Regions from separate parts of the Homo sapiens genome. Here region 1 is linked to region 2. Evidence: chromatin loops called from intact Hi-C (ENCODE). Cell type or tissue: heart right ventricle. All regions are shown on one strand. Each heading gives the region's core, and the rest is flanking DNA. Links, peaks and the distances in the headings are about the cores only. Region 1 has its middle 58 kb from the start of C5orf46. Region 2 holds the start of LOC124901185 (a long non-coding RNA gene).

Region 1 (9,744 bases), core at 780-8,779, 130 kb after region 2:
GGGTTGTAGTTATTTCGGGACAGACATCATAGCCCTCTCTGTTTCTTCCAATGCCAAGAACTGTCATTATTCAAAGTAGTCATTTTATAATTATTTGTGGAGCAAAGAAAATAGAACATAGAACAGAAACAGAAAAGAAGTTGGGCAACAATTTATTTAGTTAATCAAACTATAAATATTTCCAAGGTTTTAAAAGGAAGGTACACCAGCCCCATAATTACTAGAAGAGGCATGACTGTTCTAACAGCCTTGACTCAACCGTCCAGAATTCTCCCTTCCCTTGGAGAATTCTCCCTTTGTTATCTGCTGCCATTTCTGTGCTCAAAACCAGATGGACTCTGCTTCTTCCTCCATTTAAAATTGTGTCTCTATTTGGACCAAAATCCTTTTTCTTATGATGTTAGTGTGAAAAAACATCAGAACTATATTTTCAAAACGAATATTAGTCTATGCCAAATAGTGCAATAAGATAATAACTTTAAGAAATAGAACTAAACAGGTTTCCAAAGGAGAAATTTCTGGTTCTTAGCTATTAAAAATAGAAAACTATGATAAAACAAAAATATTTGCCAAACACTTTATATACATTACCTCATCCCAGTGAGAATGATATTATTTTTATTTCCATTTTGTATTTTACAGAGAATTTAAGTAACTTGCTGAACTACACATGGTGAGTGGTAGAACTGGAATGTGAATGCATATTATCCTGTTTTTAAAGTCACTTCTATTAATTATATGTCTTAGAGTCTCCCAACTTCTTCCCAAGGACAGTCCCAACCATGCTTATGAGTCATTTTCCGTCGGCCCCTCTCCATGGGCGCAGTGCCATTACCTCCCTTGCTCATTTCTCTATCTTGCTTCATTACTTGAGTGATTTCAGAAGAGATTACAGAAAACTTTTTTTACTCCTTTGTTTTGCTCATTCAAAATTCCCAAAACAGAACGCTTGAACACTGCTGGTGGAAATGTAAATTAGTACAATCTCTATGGAAAACAGTGTGGAGATTTTTCAAAGAACTGCCATTCAATCCAGCAATCCCACTACCAGGTATCTACCCAAAGGAAAAGAAGTCACCATATCAAAGACACCTGCATGTGTATTTTTAGCACAGCACAATTCACAATTGCAAAGATATGGAATCCACCTAAGTGCCCATCAACTGATGAGTGGATAAAGAAAATGTGATATACCTATACCGTGGAATACTATTCAGTCACAAAAAAAAGAACAAAGTAATGTCTTTTGTAGGAATTTGGATGGAACTGGAGGCCATTATTCTAAGTGAAGTAACTCTGGAATGGAAAACCAAATACTGCATGTTCTCACTTGTAAGTGGGAGCTAAGCGAAGGATACGAAAAGACATACAGAGTGGTATCATGGACATTAGAGACTCAGATGGGACAGGCTGGGAGAGAGGGTCTGGGATTAAAAACTACTGGTTATAATGGGCATTATTTGGGTGATGGGTCCACTAAGAGCCCAGATTTCACCACTGGAACAGTTCATCCATGTAACCAAAAACCATTTGTACCCCTAAAGCTTAGAATGTTTTAAAAAATTACATTCCTAGAACCCATTGGCCTGTTCCATTTCTGAAAGAAGTCAGGAAGAAAAGGAATAATCAAATTCTGGCACTTCCTCCACAAAGCAAGAGAGGCAGACTCAAGAAAGGATGTTTCTTTCTCATACAAGTGAACATCTCTTTGTACCATTCCAGGGACTGTCACTCAGGCAAGAGTCTCCATCTACCCACACATATGCATGGAGTGGGTTTTATTATTGGTAATAATGAAAAAAACTAGCATTTATTGGGGTCTCCTTTTTCTCAGTACTTGCAAAATGTTTAATATTCTTTACCTTATTACTTTTTCACATCCACACTGTTAAATAGATATTGCTATCACCAGTTTGCAGATTATCATACAAATTAAGCAATTTTGTCTAAACTCACCAACCCTGAAAACTGATGTTTGAACACTGGTCTTTCTGTCTGCAAAGCCCTGGTTGCAAACCTGCTTCCCATATTGCATCTGATCCCACCCCATCAAAATTTTATTATTCAAAATTTGAATATAACACTGATATAATGCAAACATGTACACACATGCATGCACATAAAATCATCATATTTATGCATTATGTAATTTGATACCTACAGGTATTTTCTTACAGTGTCTTTCAAGTTTCACTTAGCAATGTTGCGACCAAGCAAGCTGTATGAATTCCACAAATAGCATTGATAAGAAGATGCAATTCAGTGGAAGCTTTATTATTATAACTAAACTGTTCATGGCTTTTTATAGTTTATAAACACTGTCATCTAGTTCTCATTTGATGCTTGTATCAACCATGAATGTGAAATTATCATATTTTGCAGAAAAGATACAGCTTCTAATAATCAGAAAACAATCTGAAGTTAGAAGCTAGCAAAACAAAGACAGGGGAATTGAATCTTGGTTCAAACTTCAAAGTTGGGGATCTACATCACTTCCCACTGCCTCTTTTTATGTATTTCATGGATTCTTCCCTTATCCTAAATTATTCTCAGTGTGGTTGCTGATCGTGGTCATCTATGAAGCTGAACATTTCCCCAGATAGAAATCTCCAACCAATTCTATTACTAGAATGATTTTACCGGGATATAGTCCTTAATTTTTTTCCTAACTCTTTCACTTCTCAGTGAAATGCCTAGATACAGCCCAAGGTGAAATGGAGTGAATAGCTCAGTGCCATCTATTGCTGAGTCAGCTGATGCACGGTCTATGGGTCTGCGTGACTGAAGGCAGTTGATTCCCAAAGGCAGACCTCTTCATCTCCTCAGCAGCCCCAGGGCTGCTTCAACAAACCAGCACATTGTCTGGGATGGCCTTTAGAGTGCAGAAATCTTGTTTGCCACCTTTGTTTTCAAAGTGAAAAGACAGAAGGATAGGAAGCTTTTTCCATCTGAAACCCTGCATCAACAGTCTTTCGCCTGCATGTTTTCTGATTACATACACTCATATGAATGAGACATTGGGCAATGATTTCAAGACATAACTTCTTGTGAATTAATGTTAACTCCTGTTACATTATTTAGCATTAGTGTTAAATAACTACCCAGAAACAACTGCAATCCCAATCCAGTTAAGCAAAGCCATATCTGAGACATATACACCATTCTATACTATAGCACTACCAAGAGTGGTGAATAAGCTAGATAAGAACAAGATAAAGGCCTATTCTTTATGTCTCATAGACAAAACCACCATCACAGCCTACCTTCAGTACTGTATTAGCCTCCAGGGTATTCTCTGTGCACATATTTGACCCCTACAATCTAATCTCCAAAGACCAGCCATGGGTTATCTGAAAGCATAAATCATATCGTCACTCCCCTTCTTAGCAATACCCGATGGCTTCCCATTACTCAGAATAAAATCCAAACTCCTTACAAAGCCTGGTTGCTTAGATTTTATTCAGAGAATGTCTTAGATAAATACTTGGAAAATTCAAGATCATAAGTCCATGAACAGACAGCAGAGGAAGATATTCCTGTAAAATACTTTGATTTGGGGGAAGACCTGAGAACAGCAAGAAAAGGAGATGTTCACAGTGAAAGAGGAAAGCTGGGAGATAGTCACCCAAAGAAAATAATATGTTCCTTATGGAGATCTGAAGAAAAGCAGTCAAAGTCTAGGCTGTGGTTAGGTTTTTATCAGAAAGCAGGATTATTTAGCTCAAAAGCAAGCAATGGAGCTTTATTCAGTTTATTTTAAAAAATATTTTAAAGGATTATTAGGATTATGGCATCTTCAAAGATGAAGAAAATTAAGAATAAGCTACTCCAAGATCCTTAATTCATATACATGGAAAGTAATTTCCAAACAGGAGTGAGTGTTTGGAAATTACTCTGTGCACAGAGTAATTGCTCCAGTTGTGCAATCAGTGGGTGGTATTTATACAAAGAGGACTGAGTTGCCTGGGATCTCTCATGAGGTGGTGTCAAAGCCAGGACCAGAACTCAGGGATGCACACTCAGACTCAATGCTTTCAAACAATATGTTATGAGGAGCTAATTTATTTTTTTTCCTTTTTTCTTTTGTTTGTTTTCTATTCATCACAATTTAATGCTTTAAATTAAATGAAAATATATTCACATATGTTAAATACAAGTCTACATTTTACCACTGTTAGATTTAAGACATAAAGATACTTTATGTCTTATGCTTATTCTCAGTTCTGTACTTACTACACTGCAGACCAGTAACAGTTTGTGGATCAGCACCAATCTGTAGGCAGCACTTTGAGTAGCACAGCTTTGCATGTCCTAACCAACCACTCTTGCAGGTTCATGAGATGCTTCTCCATAGCAAGTTGATGCTTGACTTGCATAAGCACTTACAAAGCAGACTGCTGCCATCTCCAAAGGCGATCCTTTCTTCTTTGGATATAAACCTCACCATGAACTCACTTCCTCTGAGAAGCCCAGAAAAAGAGATACTGACCCTAGAAGTGACTTTAGCCATAGAACAGAAGGCCCCTCATGCTGAGCATGTTGAGCAACTGAAAAACACTCAGAATGGCCAACCAACGATAATGACATATATATATATACTTAGTGAGTTATCAATAATTTTCTTAGACATTTGTTTTCTACAAGAAGAATGCATCGAGAACATATTACAACCGCTTTCCAAAATTGCCTTGTGGTATCCTTCTGTCTCTATTGGCACTTCTCAGCCTCTCATGCTTCATGTTTTTTTTCCTCATAAAATATCAGCACCAGCATATTTTATCTTTGCTTGTTTTTCTGTGCCCACCAATAATGGCAATATACATACTATCTATTTTTTATCAGGTACTATCTTAAGTGCTTAACACACATTTATTTATTTAATCTTTAAAACAACCTTGTGATTTAAGTATCATTAATATCCCCACTGCAGAGATAGAGAAACTGGGAGAAAGTGAGTAGGTTCAGTTTTGAACTCAGTGAGATTGAAACACCTGTGAGATATTTATGTGTGGATATTCAGGAGCCTATTGTACACAATCTTGGAACTCAGAAGAGAAACAACATTAGAATTAGATACTAGAATCTTCAGTTGATGGAATAAAACCAGGTGGACTGGAGGAGATTTCTTGGAAGTGTGCACAGAGTAAGAAAGGGACCAGAGCCCTAAAGAGCAGCAAACACATCATGATCTGTCACTGAAGGCTTCAAATGAGTATATTTGCTGGATCCTTTGCAGTTGAACTGTTTACTGAGAGTGTCTGTCCCTCTATAAAGAAAAAGGAGCCCAGAGTCCACAATCTCTGGCATGCAAAAAGGGCAAAGAGGAACTGTGTTAGAAATGATGTCAGTGATAAGGAAGGGGTGGGGGCTGGAAACTATGCTCAGAAGGAACAATGTGTGTCTGTGGAACAATGGGGAACAAAAACAACAGGGCAAATGCTCCTTTAGTCTACAGAATTCTGAGGGGTTTACATGGGGGGCACTGGATAGACTTGTTCTTTGTGGTTCGAGGAGATGAAACTAGGACATGTGGGTGAAAGCTGCAGAGAAGCATATTTCAGCTTGTATGAAGAAGGATTTCCCATAGCCAGGGCTCTCAGTGTGGAACTGGTTGCCTGCCAGTATCCTCCACTGGGAAAAGGCCAGTTTCCACTTGAGAGTGAGACAGGATGGTTCCTCTCTGTACCCATGAGAAACCCTCACAGCAATTCCCACGGTTATGAGGAAGGATGTGAGGACAGAATAGGGATTTTCCTGGTTGGGCAAGAACTATGGGACAATAGCTGTGTGGTTCTCAAACAGCTCTTCTTGACAGTGATGTGGGTGATGAAAAGGCCAAGTCTCGGTGTCACAGCCAACAATAGTGTTCACAGAGCAATGGCTTTTCAATGCCGATGATCAGTAACTAAGTGTCCTCTCAAAACATAAGAGGAAAACTCTGGTTCCAAGTCCCTTGGATTTCACTGAAAAGCAGGGTTGGAATCTCCAGGTTGGAAGGACCTCAAAGCACTAGCTTGGCTCTTACCTATGTGAGAATCTCCCTTGCAGCATCCCTGATAAATGTCCTCCTGGTCCTGTTTACAAATCTTCAGTGATGAGCTTTCTGCAAGGCAGCTTTCCATGGTTCAAGAGTTCTCACTGTTATCGATGAAAAGTAAAAACAATAGTTCAGATTTATTGCATTCTCACTGTGTGCTGAACACCGGGCTGAATACTTTCCATGTATTGAAATCTTGAATCCTTGCCACAAAATTATTAAACAGCTTTAGTGTTATCCTCATTTGTCAGGAAGTGAGGAAATTAAGTATCACCATGTTAAGAATGTGTTCAAGGTCACACAAACTGATAGAACTGTCTTTAAAGAATATGATTTTCACAAAATCACTTCATTTGTAACATGTCTGAGAATCACCTTTACTATTTTTTACCTTTTTCTTTAAATTCTCTTGTATTAACAAAAACTTAAATACCTACTTTTAATCATTTCTTATACATCTGAAATCACAAAATCGGTGTAGTTGTGTATTTTTCTCTAAATATGTGTATTAAAACAAGTTCATAAGTAATAAAAAGCTACAAAATGTTCATCCACATGCTAAGTACAAATATCTAAATGCCATTTTTGTATGTACCATATTTTGGTAAACATTACTCTAAGGTATATTTCTTCTCATTTTTACATATTTATTTTTAAACCCAAACCTGATTGATTTTGTGGTAATTTTTCACTGTTGGTGTTAGCTCTGCCTTGTGAGCTTGCCAAGGAAAAGTCTTGGCGATCTTGGAAAAGTCCAAGGCTGGTTATAGAGTGTCTAAGAAGATTGTCTATATCCCCATTAAGAATTCTCCAGGTGTGGCAGGGCATGGTGGCTCACGCCTCTAATCCCAGAACTTTGGGAGGCCGAGGCAGGCTGATCACTGGAGGTCAGGAGTTCGAGACCAGCCTGGACAACATGGTGAAACCCTGTCTCTACTAAAAATACAAAAATTAGCTGGGCGTGGTGGCTCCTGTAATCCCAGCTACTCGGGAGGCTGAGGCAGGAGAATCGCTTGAACCTGGAAGGCGGAGGCTGCAGTGAGCCAAGATCACGCTATTGCACTCCAGCCTGGGCAATAAGAGCGAGACTCCGTCTCAAAAAAAAAAAAAATTCTTCAGGTGTGTCATTTTCTGTTCTTTTAACTTCTTCCACAGGGAGGTCTAGGTTCCACTAGACTCCCCTGGGCTGTAACTTTTGCCTGAAATACTCTATTTTGTAAAGTAGCCACAGTTGTTCTATAAGGGCATATACAACCCTAGTTATAGAGCCCAGAATCTTCACGCCTGTATCCAGAAGCTGCTTCCACGCGCAGGCCCAGCTCCATCCAGGGCTAGGGGCAGAATACACATCCTAATGGAAGGATCATAGTCTCAGCCCAGAAGACAGGAGCCCTTTCCCATTCCTGCCTGTCTTTTAGCTATCACATGAATTATGGGAGTCTGAGTTCACTAAACTAAAATACGAATATAATAATTCTTGTCCTGCCAGCGTCTCAGGATGGTTGTGAGAATAAAAATGAGACGATGGATTGTAGATTTTGTAAACCGTGAAAAGTCATAGATATTAGTCATTGCTGGGGCAGACTTCATGGCCTAAATATACCCTTACTTACCTCCTTGAGTGATCTATAAACCCAGGACACTTTCTAGCTCTTCTATAAAATATGAAGGTGGAGAAGTGGTATGTGGACAAGACTCAATGATACTCACGTAATTGATTAGGTGAGGAACTGCTGTGTGTCAGTTGCTATTCCAGGCCTTAAGATACAATGTTGAATGGGGGAGAGAAGCAGAGCTGATATTCAACCAGTAGAAACTAGTGGACGTACTGATTGCTACAATATCTAAATACTTTCATACTAATAGATGCATGCCATTTCCTTGAGTCTTATAGTTCACACACATTACCCTATCTACTCCAGCCCCTCACTCAGAACTTCCAGACCTCCCCACAAGCCAGCAACTGAAGGGTTAAAGTCCAGACTGCAGCCCCCACCTGCTGCCCTTCACCTGCCCCCACCTCTGCCGCCCCCAGCAGACTCTGTTCCAGGAATTTGCCCACTGTCAATTATGATTGATTAGTGCCATGTTGCACTGGTTGTTAAATAGTTTGAATATCACTCTGGGAGAACAGGTTCCATTCTATTGAGAAGAGATAGTAAACAAGTGAATGAAACAATGCATAATTCAATTGCAGACTATGATAAGAACTATAAAGAAATGAGTCGTGCTGGGGTGGAGAGGCGAAATCTTAGATAGCATGATCAGGAAAGGTCTCCATGAGGAAGTAAGATGTGAGTTGAGACAGGAATGGGAATAAGAAAACTAGAGCCAGCCATGCAATGATCCAAGGGAGGAGCATTGCCACAGAGGGAAGAATAGGAGCAAAAGCCCTTGGGCAGGAATGGGTTTGGCATGTATGAAGAATAGAAAGACAGCCCATGTGATCAGATGATAATGCAGGTTGCCCAAGGTAGGCATGGCTGGAGCATTTGTGTGCTGCAGTCTTTGGTAGCCTGGATTTTATTCCAAGTATGAGGAAAAACCATTAGAATGACTTAAATATGTTAAAATGTGGTTACCATATTTACAAAATACCTTATTCTGAGAAATTCAGGTCTCAGAAGGCACTCTCATATTGTCCCTCTACTGCAATCGAGAAACCTGAGGCTGATTCATCTTCTGCTAGGTGTATGTGGCGGATGATAACAAGCCATTCACCAGCCTAGAGGGACCAACCTATAAGGGTCTACAGCTTAGGGACCTTAAGAACAGGAAATTACCAATTGGGAGAAACTTTAATGAGGACAGGCAATCTTTTGGGACACTTTAAAACCAGCCTGGAGTTGCTTATCAGCTTAAGGAGATTTTGGGCTGAGACGATGGGGTTTTCTAGATAAACAATCATGTCGTCTGCAAACAGGGACAATTTGACTTCCTCTTTTCCTAATTGAATACCCTTTATTTCCTTCTCCTGCCTGATTGCCCTGGCCAGAACTTCCAACACTATGTTGAATAGGAGCGGTGAGAGAGGGCATCCCTGTCTTGTGCCAGTTTTCAAAGGGAATGCTTCCAGTTTTTGCCCATTCAGTATGATATTGGCTGTGGGTTTGTCATAGATAGCTCTTATTATTTTGAAATACGTCCCATCAATACCTAATTTATTGAGAGTTTTTAGCATGAAGGGTTGTTGAATTTTGTCAAAGGCTTTTTCTGCATCTATTGAGATAATCATGTGGTTTTTGTCTTTGGCTCTGTTTATATGCTGGATTACATTTATTGATTTGCGTATATTGAACCAGCCTTGCATCCCAGGGATGAAGCCCACTTGATCATGGTGGATAAGCTTTTTGATGTGCTGCTGGATTCGGTTTGCCAGTATTTTATTGAGGATTTTTGCATCAAAGTCTCAGGATACAAAATCAATGTACAAAAATCACAAGCATTCTTATACACCAACAAGAGACAAACAGAGAGCCAAATCATGGGTGAACTCCCATTCACAATTGCTTCAAAGAGAATAAAATACCTAGGAATCCAACTTACAAGGGATGTGAAGGACCTCTTCAAGGAGAACTACAAACCACTGCTCAAGGAAATAAAAGAGGACACAAACAAATGGAAGAACATTCCATGCTCATGGGTAGGAAGAATCAATATCGTGAAAATGGCCATACTGCCCAAGGTAATTTACAGATTCAATGCCA
Region 2 (9,744 bases), core at 50-8,049:
AGCACTTTGGAAAGCTGAGGTGTGAGGATAGCTTGAGAGTGGGAAGTCAAGGCTGCAGTGAGCCATGATCCCACCACTACACTCCAGCCTGGGTGACAGAGAAAAAAAAGAAAGAAAGAAATTGTCTTAAAAAAAAAAAGAAAAGAAAAGAAAAAGAAAAAGAAAAAAAGAAAGAAAGAAAGAAAATGGAGTTATACTGGCAGAGGGTGGCCTGATGGAGTGGCTTACTTAGGAGAACTGTTGACTGCACATCATAGAAGTCTGGAAAACTGTCTGTAAGAAATAAGTTAGGGTTTCTATAAGAAGTGAAATGGTCTGAATATACTCTAGAATATCTTCAAACATTGGAATTTTATAGCATCGCTGACTCGTGGAACCATAGTTTTTGTTCTCATATTCTATGACATATGAAAACAACATGGAGGATGAATTAAATCTTGAAGATTGAGAAAGATGGAGACCAACAGTGTACAAACCAGGTACAATGCCAATACGTCAATGCAAAAGAAAACTATTAAGTGTCTGAGCTAAGAGGGTAGCAGTAGAAAAACAGACAGGTGACTAGTTAAAAGATACTTAGAAAGCAGAGAACAGTATAATTTAAAAGGAAGCACATTAAAATTCAACATTGATATTGTTTTTGAAGTAAATACCTTCACAATAGCTACCACACATCGAAGACTACATATCACACTTTGAATTCAGACAATGTTTTGATATTTCACCTTCATTTAGGAGTGCAAAACTACATTATTAATGTGACTTGATTAATTGCCTCCATATACAGCTAGAAATTGTAATGCCATAATTTTTTAATCTAAGTTTCACAAAATAATAACTAGAAATTAGTTTCCAGCAAACCTACTAGTAGTGTGGAAAATATTAAACAATATTGAAAGTGCATACTATGTAATATGCACTCTCTCACACACGCACCCCCCCACACACACACAAGTTGTAACTAGATTGATCAAACTGATTCTCACCACAATTTCTCTTTTAACTTTAGTTTTTTCTTCAGCTTTTCCCAAATTTTGATCTGTTTTACTGTTTTCCTCTGAAAAACGCTGCTTGCTGGAAAAAGTAAAATAAATGAGTAGAGATGCTTCCGATCTTCATGTTACAAAACAGTCATTAGGTATAGATGGAAAAATATCTAAGTTGTCCTGAGTTTTAGTACAAACACTTTAAAAACACCTCAAATCCCCAAAAAGACCCTTTAATTTCACCTTTATACCATTTACTTCCACTAAAATGATCTTTTTTCTCATCTCCCTTTCTTAAAAGAAATTTAAAACTCTGCAGCTTAAATTCTACCTTTTTGAAGAAGACATTCCAGTTCCCAAATACAAATGAGCGCTATGTCTATTGCTGTGTTTTTGTATCGAATAGTCTTCTCTTATACAGCAGTTTTTATTCTATTTTGCAATATATAAATATGTGCACATGTCCATGGCTTATTTCTGCTACTGAACTTAAGCTTCTTGAGAGTGGGAGATCTTCATTCATATCTTCATTCATTCATTTAGTGAGTAATTATGGTTTTTTGGGCAAGTGTTGGCTGGGCCCTGGGCATGCAGGAGTATATAATACAAACACATACCCTGCCCTCTTGTAGTTCTTGAGGCTGGTAGAAAAGACTGAAAGTCAACAAAAACTTGGAGAAATAATTGTATAATTGCCAACTGTGATGGTGGTTAGAAAAGACAATTACTAAGGATTATGAGAATTTAATTTCAATTAGGGAAGGACTTTAGGAGTTCTTGTCCAAGGAAAGATAATCTGAAATGTAATCTACAAGAGGAGGGGACATCATCTGGCCAAGACCGGGAGGAACTGGCATAGGACAGGACACAGGAAAGGGCTTGTAGAGCTAGAGAAGCCGAAAGTGTCATGAGATGTCATCTAAGACATTTTCATAAATGTGATAATTTGTATGTTGTGAGATTTGCCCTTCTCCCAAGGTCATATGTCCCAGATAAAAAGATAAGAGTAATCCAATTAATGTATAAACCTGAAGTATCTGAGAGTGTTGCATCAACACTGTTACCATGGGATAATTACTGAAGAAAAACAATCGAAGTCGTGGTACCTGCTTTTACCCCCATTCTATACTAGAATTAGTTCACAAACAGTTTCACATAGGTCACAGTCACAGGGGAATGTTAAGAAGTGTGCTATGCTGTAAGTCAATATTTCAACTGGAAAATGGAATCCATTTCTCTTCAGAAATAGACAAACATCAGTAGTGCCTGCTCACTAGGTGGCATTATGATTTGTGGAGGGCATAAAACTGCTCAGATGGTTCTCAACAACAAAGCTTCCTTTCAAAGTTATTTTTACTCATCAATCCAATCAATCTCCACTCCCACCCTTTGAATCACTCTGAAAAAACCACTTCTATACTCACAAAATTTCAGCACACAGGGCACATTTGTTGCCATGCATCCTGCCGTCAGGGCCACGGACTGGATCACTCTCCCGTGTACAAAAAAGCCTTCCATTTCTCACTTGTTTTTCATATTCCTTGCAAAAATCCTTTGAAAAGACAATTATATTTATTTTACTTCATTTCATTTCAGGATATTTTATTTTTTGAGACAGGATTTTGCTGCATTGCGCAGGGTGGATTGCAGGGGAATGATCATAGCTCAGTGAAGCCTCTAACCTCTAGGCTCAGAGATCCTTCCACCTCAGCTTCCTAACTAAATGGGACTACAGACATGCACCACCACACCCGGCTAAATTTTTTCCTTTTTGGTAGAGACTGGATCTCATCATGTTGCCCGGGCTGGTCTTGAATTCCTTGGCTCAAGTAATCTTCCTGCCTTGGCCTCCCAAAGTGTTGAAATTATAGGCATGAACCAACACATCCAGCCAACAAGTAATTTTATTTACCATTTTTCTACGTTTTAATCTGGAAACTTTATAATAGATTTATTACCACAAAACATCAGGTCTAGAAGTTGGCAAATACATACAACATATTAATGAGGATTACTAAGAAACAGTAATTATATTGTCAACTACTTGGCACTTGTATCTGTTATGTGGTAGGTTTATTAAAAGATAAAAAACAGCCTCGGAAAAAATAAGGCTGACCAAGAGTTTTCTTGGATTAAAACTAGGTATTTCTTTTTAACTTTCAGATCAATAGGGGTCAGGGGATATCTTTCATGAGGTTCCAGCACAAACACAACAAAATGCAGCAGCCAAATCACAAAAAAAAAAAGAAAAAAAAGTTGTGAGAAGATGAGATGTCTAAAAGTGACTTAATATGGATCAAGTCAAGAATAATCCAGCTAAGTTTGTAAGTATAAAGAAACAAGATGTTATCCAACAGTGTTATGCTTACTTTAGTTGATTTTCTCTATGGATCTGTGGATAATTTTTGTGTATTCTGCCTTCTTTATCCATAATAATTTCTGACATTGTAGAGAGAGAGTAGATCTAATTTCCTTTCACCCTCACCTTAGACAGATAGATCATCAAGACTGATACTCATTTAGAAAAGCTAAAAAGGAGTGACTTCCCCCCACCAAAAAAAATCCAAGAAAGATTTGTTTTCAGATTTCCTGATGCTTTGGTTCAATACTTTCAGGCTACTTTCTGTGTTTTGAAAACTCTACTATGTGAGGAGGGCTAAACTTTACCAAAAAAATGATACTCTAAGCTACTCTAGGCTTGGGGATCTCTATGTCATTAAACATTTTGTGGTGAGATATAGTACTATAATATGACCTACAAAAAATCCTGGTCTATAACTTTCTTTTCAACTGTGTGACCTTCGTCATTCAATTTCAGGCAAGAAAACATGGGCATAAAGAGCATGGCTAGGAGTCAAATGACCTGGGCCACTAGATTGTCCCTCTCACCCAAATGGGAGACCACAGCAAAGTCCCTTCTCCTTTGGAACCACAGTTACTACTTCTACAATGAGGTTTTTGGAACAGATGCTCTGTAGGACCTTTTCTAGATCTAGCATTCTTTGGTTTTTTAAAAAATAATTCAAATTCCATTGGGATGCTTTAACAGAGAATCCTAACTGCTTCCTATTAAGAAGATATTTATTTTTGGAGGAGCAATGGATGTGCTCCAAACCTCATGGTTGTAACAACCTAGAAATAGAGAAGCAGAAGACAGTCACCTGATAATCATAGCATGGTATAAAAAATTAATGCTCAATGATTCTCGTAAAAGAAACAATGATAATTTCAGTTTATAAGTTGTGATTCAGCCAAGGAGATTCTGAAGAAACACTGTGTTTGCAACCTAGTGACAAGTTAATTATAGGGAACATATTGAGCCATCACAATAAAGCAGTCCTATTCACACCATCATGCCCGGTGACCCCACCAAAACAATGACCCTAGCCACAGAGAGGAAGAGGGAAGTACAGAGACCTAATGAAAAACAAAGGAAAATAACTCTCTGTGTTTATGAAGTAATAAAATGTTAACTATCACAGGATGACCCAAAGTTTTAGACTGAAATTTAACAACCACCACAAAAGAATTCCTTTTCAATCCTTGGCAAGTGTTGCATAAACTGTAGATGGTTCTGAATACTTAGTTTTCCTAAATGTAAACCTTCAATACCCTATTTAGGTTGAGAGCTTTGCTTCATTAAATAAGCATTACGAACTGAAGGGCTAGCTCTTGACTACCAAAAGGTGGGCTTGTTTCTTCCTTTAGGAAAACATAAGCCCTACGATCTGCAAAAAGGAGTGCACTTGTATTAGTACAAAAGTGTGCAGGATGTAGAATCACAGTCCAACAGGAAGGTAAAATTCAGGTCATTATCCAACCTCTTTACTTTGCTGACAAGAAAATTAAGGCCCAGGATGATTATTTACTTAGTCTCCCACACCCAGAGCATGGCAAAACCAAGGCTAAAACTCAGGCGTTCTGACTTCTCAACAAAAGGTTAGCCATTTAGCAAAGAAACTGCTATCCCTCTCATTGAAAGTAGGTGATTTAAGAAATCCAGGCTGCATTACCTAAAGTGCTTATTCAAAACTTTTTATACTAGATTGAATAATTAAATTATCAAGTAATTTCAAAAAAATAATTTTAAGGATTTTTTTAAAACACATTCTAAAAATTTGTCTTTTTTTTTTTTTAAAGCAGAATCAAGACCTTTATAAATGCAGGTTTTTCTGAACAGAATAATCACAATGGCAAAGTGAATAACTTCAACTTGTGTCAATTTAATTGCACATAAAATGCACTAGTGGATATAGTGTTTAAAACACTCTCACTATTTTAAAATTATTCCTGTTTAATTTATATTTCATTGCCAATTTTAAACAATTTATACAGAGTAAAATGGGTTTACACTAAACCAAAAAGAAGGCTGCTAGAAATTAAGCAGAATTTGGTTTATACAAACTTTCTATCTTATATCTTCTTTTGGGGGCTAGAGGACTGGAGAAACACAGGTGGAAACTGCACATTTTGGGCCTTAGGTAGGAAATGCTGTTTTAAATCTGAATCTAATGATTAATATTCTAGGAATAGTCAATTTGGGGAATTTTGATATTAAGAAAAATATCTATATAATAATAAAAGACAATGACTTTATTTCATTACTCAAAGGTTTAGGCATACATTTGTTAATAAATATGGCCACAAGAACAAAATTGCGTTGGTGAGTCATTTTACCTTTTCAGCATTTCGTCGAATTCTAGTTTCACCCTCTCGCTTGGCATTTTCAGCTTCTTTTAAACTGTTAAGAAAAGTAAACAGTTGGTCAGTTTATGACTCAATCATATTTTCAGTATCCTCAGTCCTGTGCTAAACACTTTCATATCCTCTGCTACGAATTGCTGAAAATGATCCTCTTACAAGAGACAAGCATTTCCGTCTTCAATGCCTGAGCCAGAGAAATTGCCAAAGATAAGGAAAGAAAGAAAGACGGCAATAGCTTATCTGGGAAACTTGCTTTCTGTAAATTAGCTTTCTTGCCTATAGTAAGAAAGGGTGTGAAACTGACTCACTGACAGTCAATTAGAAGCTTTGTTCTGTAAAACTGAATGGGTGTGACACCTTGATTGACAAACAGAAGATTGTCAGGAAAATTCCCTTTAACAGGCAGAACCAAGAGCTTTAAAATAATGCTGTGACAAGGGTGAAACCAAACTGAGCATTTGAGACATTGCCATCCACACCCTTAAGTATAACTTTGTATACCTTGTAAAGTATTTGTTTGCTTTCATGTAAAAGTACTAAGTTGTTAATGAAAGCTACATTTGAATTGAGCTTTAAGCCCTTTCACATCTATCATTTGATTAGCGTCTCATTCCGGAGATAGGTGTGGCTATCTCAGTTCCACAGAGTAAGAAACCAGGAGTTAGAGAGGTCAAATTCCCCTTTTCACATAATGCATAAAAAGAAAAAAAAACCCTACAGAATTAGGGCAGATTTGAACATTGAGAGAACATGTCTCCTAGATAAGAAAGTGGAAATCAGGCTGATTTCCTGTCTGGAAACCAGTTATCATCACTGTTTTGTAAACCTGATTGGACATGTCCTTGAATTCTACAAGGACTAACTGTAATTTTCAAAGGCAGGTGTGACGTTTGTTTGCTAATCAGTTAAATCTCTGTCCTGATTTTAAAGTTCCAGTGATGTAAATATAGCAATTTAAGGTTTGCTGGCACGTGAATTAGAGAGTCTAAACCTTGTTTAACAGCCAGAATATGAAAGACTAATTAGATCTTATCCACATCTGCGTCTTTAATGCCCAAGCACTGCCAGGCACTCAGATAAAGATTAACCCAATAGCCCTTCCTTTTGTAATGATCCGCGTTCCACTTTTTAAGCTAATAAATAGATTCAGACACATGGCATTATTACTATTATTATTTTAATTAGCCTCACATTACTCAGGAAGGGTCTCTACATATGCCCAAATGAAGCAATGGATGTCAGACGACTGACCTAGATCATTCCATATGAAAGTGCTTTCTAAATTTTAAAATATTGTGCCTTATAAAACACTATACATTTTCAAATTACTGTAATTTAAAAGAAATGAGAGTCTTGAATTTAATAACTAACATGACCACCTTATTCTCTTCTTTTAAGAAACTTCAATCAATGATAAGAAGAAAAAGAAAAGAAGCCTTTCTGTGAGAAAGGCTATTTCACAGTGTAAAGACAAAGAATTGCATGCTTCATGAAAAGGATTTTATCTCTCTGCTGAGTGATTCTCGGGACAGCAACCAAGTGCATCATCATCAAGTCCACCTGGGGATGATGCTACTTACAACAGCTCAGCACACATTGCACACTTATTGCCATGCGTCTTCCCATCAGGACCAAGAACAGGATCATTTTCCCTTGTGCATCCAAGTCTTCCATCTCTAACAAAGGGCCGAAAAGCACTGCATACATCCTGAAGAACAGGGAAAAGAACTTGAAACTTACCAAGATTGTAATGCTGACAACACTGTTTTCAGAAATTTTATTGAACTCAGTCCCTCTGACATTGCTATGGGCCACTTAGAGCAGTACCAGCTGTGTAGATGTAGCTCAGTAAGTACTCTATAATTCATGTGGTTAAATATAAAACTTTTTTACTTGTTTATTCATTTATTTAGTAAACAGATAACCTACTATGTGCCAGAACTCAGACAGAGCACAGTCCTTGCCATCAACTTGCTCCCAATCTCCTAGGTGATAAAAAGAGACATTTAAAATTGCATGATGCTAAATGACTTGGTGCAAGTCACCTCAGGTGCTCTGGAAGCTTATAAAAAGGGCATCAGACCTTGAAAATTAGGAAAATCATTCACCTGGAAAAAGACAAGTGTGACATGTATGAGATCCTTTCTTCCTTCCCCTTCCCCTACCATCACAGGCTCACAAAACTGTATCATAGAAAAAAAATCTATTTAGTTCAAATCTCATTTTAGGTTAAGTAATTTGTCCAAGGTCTCCAAACAGCAAGTGACACTGCTGGGGTTTTAACGCAGGCTAAGTGACTGAAGTGTTGTGCCCTTTCTACTACACATGTAGTTTCCTTTTTATTTCTTCTTCTTCTTTTTTTTTTTATACAAAGCAGCAATAGATTGAAAGATCTAACCACCAAAGTAATCTGATCCAGTTTCAGAGACTATAATTAGCTTTTTCATATTAGTGGGCAGTACTGGGTATTCCATTTCACATAAAGCAAGAATTAATTCCTTCCAAGGCTCCCACCTAAGAAGGAAGAGGAGAGCACCTACTTACTATTTGAAGTTAGCCTCCCAGTATTTCCCATCAGGCTGACAATTGACCTCACCTGCTCTGGATTACTGCTCTTACATTCCCCTTCACTTTTTACACCAATTTGGGACCCGGTTTTCCTAGAATCAAAAGTTAGTAGACACAGCAGTTTAATATCACAGAACTTCCCACCATTCAAACCTAACTGCTCTACATTGCATTGTCATTCTCCTTTACTCCCGAAAACAGCTGCCACATAGTATTATTTTATTACTTTTTCTAATAAAAGTCACTGTTTATAACTTCAAGTCAAAGAAATGTAGTTAACATGGAAGAGATGGTAAAGATTCAGACTTGTAAATGTTATTTATAGAAATCTTTTTTTAACCTTTGTTTAGAGGAGGGATCCACATCAGAAGATGGGGAAAAGTAAAGCTTGTAACTGGATAATAGATAACACTCAGCACCCAAGGAACTTTGTTGTTTTAAATAAACAAAGTCAAATTTGTATTATCTAACATCCCACTATACTACTCTTTATTTGGGTTATGAAGACTAGTATTTTATTTTTCATAGAAAGTACATAAAGTCTTGATAATTAATTTTGTTCAGTCTCGTAGACCTTTAAAGTATATCTGAAAACACAGAACCGCAAATGTAAGACATATTTCCTAATTTGTAAAAAGTTAAAGCAGATTACAATGATAACATCTGTAAAACAATAAAAATTTAGTAAAAACAATATAAAGAAAAAAACTAAATATTTAAAAGTGATAAGAAAAAAGTTATTTCAAAGGATATCAGCTGAGGGGCACTATAAAAATAAAATTTTCAATTTTATTGTAGAGCCTCCTAGCAGCTAGAGCTGCAAGGGAAACAACACAAGGAGAAGTATGATTCTCATCGCATAGTACAAAGTACATAGTACAAAGAAATATACCAGAAATTAGGGGAGAGAAACTTTCACCTGGACCAGAGATTTAAAGATTTATAATGGGATTCCCCACATAAGACACAGTAAGAATTAAATATATAGCATGCTCATACTTGTGCTACACAATATATATCTGATAAAAATCTGTGTGTTCTTCATATATCTACGTTTGTTTTCGGTTTCTCTATGTTGACCCTTGGTGAGAGTTGAGGACATAATTTTAAAGTGAATTTCTGAAAATACCATCCTGCAAAAGATGAGAGTGTTTTAATGCAGTTTTATTTTGCTGAAAATATTTATTGCAAGGAGAGCTAAAGCTTGCAGGATCTCAAAAAGTGAATAATTATAATACCCCTCATTAGCCTGTACACACCTTGGTTTTCATATTTGCAAAACCTTAAGACCAGACAATTCAAGATTGAGATCACAAGCCAGAACCCGCCAAGCAGGTATGTCATCTTGTTGGTGAAGACAATTGATAACCAAATCTAGCATTGAAGGTAGAGAAAGAACAAAACAGGGACAAGATATAGGACAGTAAGATGCCTTAGCTATTTGGTAAATGTTGAGAGATGGGAAGAAATTTAATATTGAAAGTCT

The links. Hi-C counts contacts between places; a loop is a spot of excess contacts. Peaks named below come from ENCODE experiments on the same cell type or tissue, not always from the same donor. Only the 100,000 strongest peaks of a DNase experiment are listed, where the experiment ranks them.
Region 1: a loop joins it to region 2, with 4 times the contacts of the local background. A loop is called at or near these places in 14 of 110 quality-filtered maps.

The regions. Positions count from the first base shown.
Region 1 is chr5:147,960,104-147,969,847 of GRCh38, reverse strand. No RefSeq gene overlaps it. Among named protein-coding and RNA genes, the nearest start is that of C5orf46, 58 kb to the right of the region's middle. In heart right ventricle, for the core only: no CTCF peak of the experiment used is centred there; a DNase peak (open chromatin) is centred at 5,597; H3K27ac peaks cover 3,723 bases.
Region 2 is chr5:148,087,148-148,096,891 of GRCh38, reverse strand. It overlaps SPINK5 (serine peptidase inhibitor Kazal type 5), which reads right to left. Exons shown (of 33, transcript NM_006846.4): 6 at 8,287-8,350; 7 at 7,271-7,398; 8 at 5,664-5,727; 9 at 2,411-2,538; 10 at 987-1,074. It overlaps LOC124901185 (a long non-coding RNA gene), which reads left to right and starts at 3,150. Exons shown (of 3, transcript XR_007059139.1): 1 at 3,150-3,310; 2 at 7,089-7,538. In heart right ventricle, for the core only: no CTCF peak of the experiment used is centred there; no DNase peak of the experiment used is centred there; H3K27ac peaks cover 2,035 bases.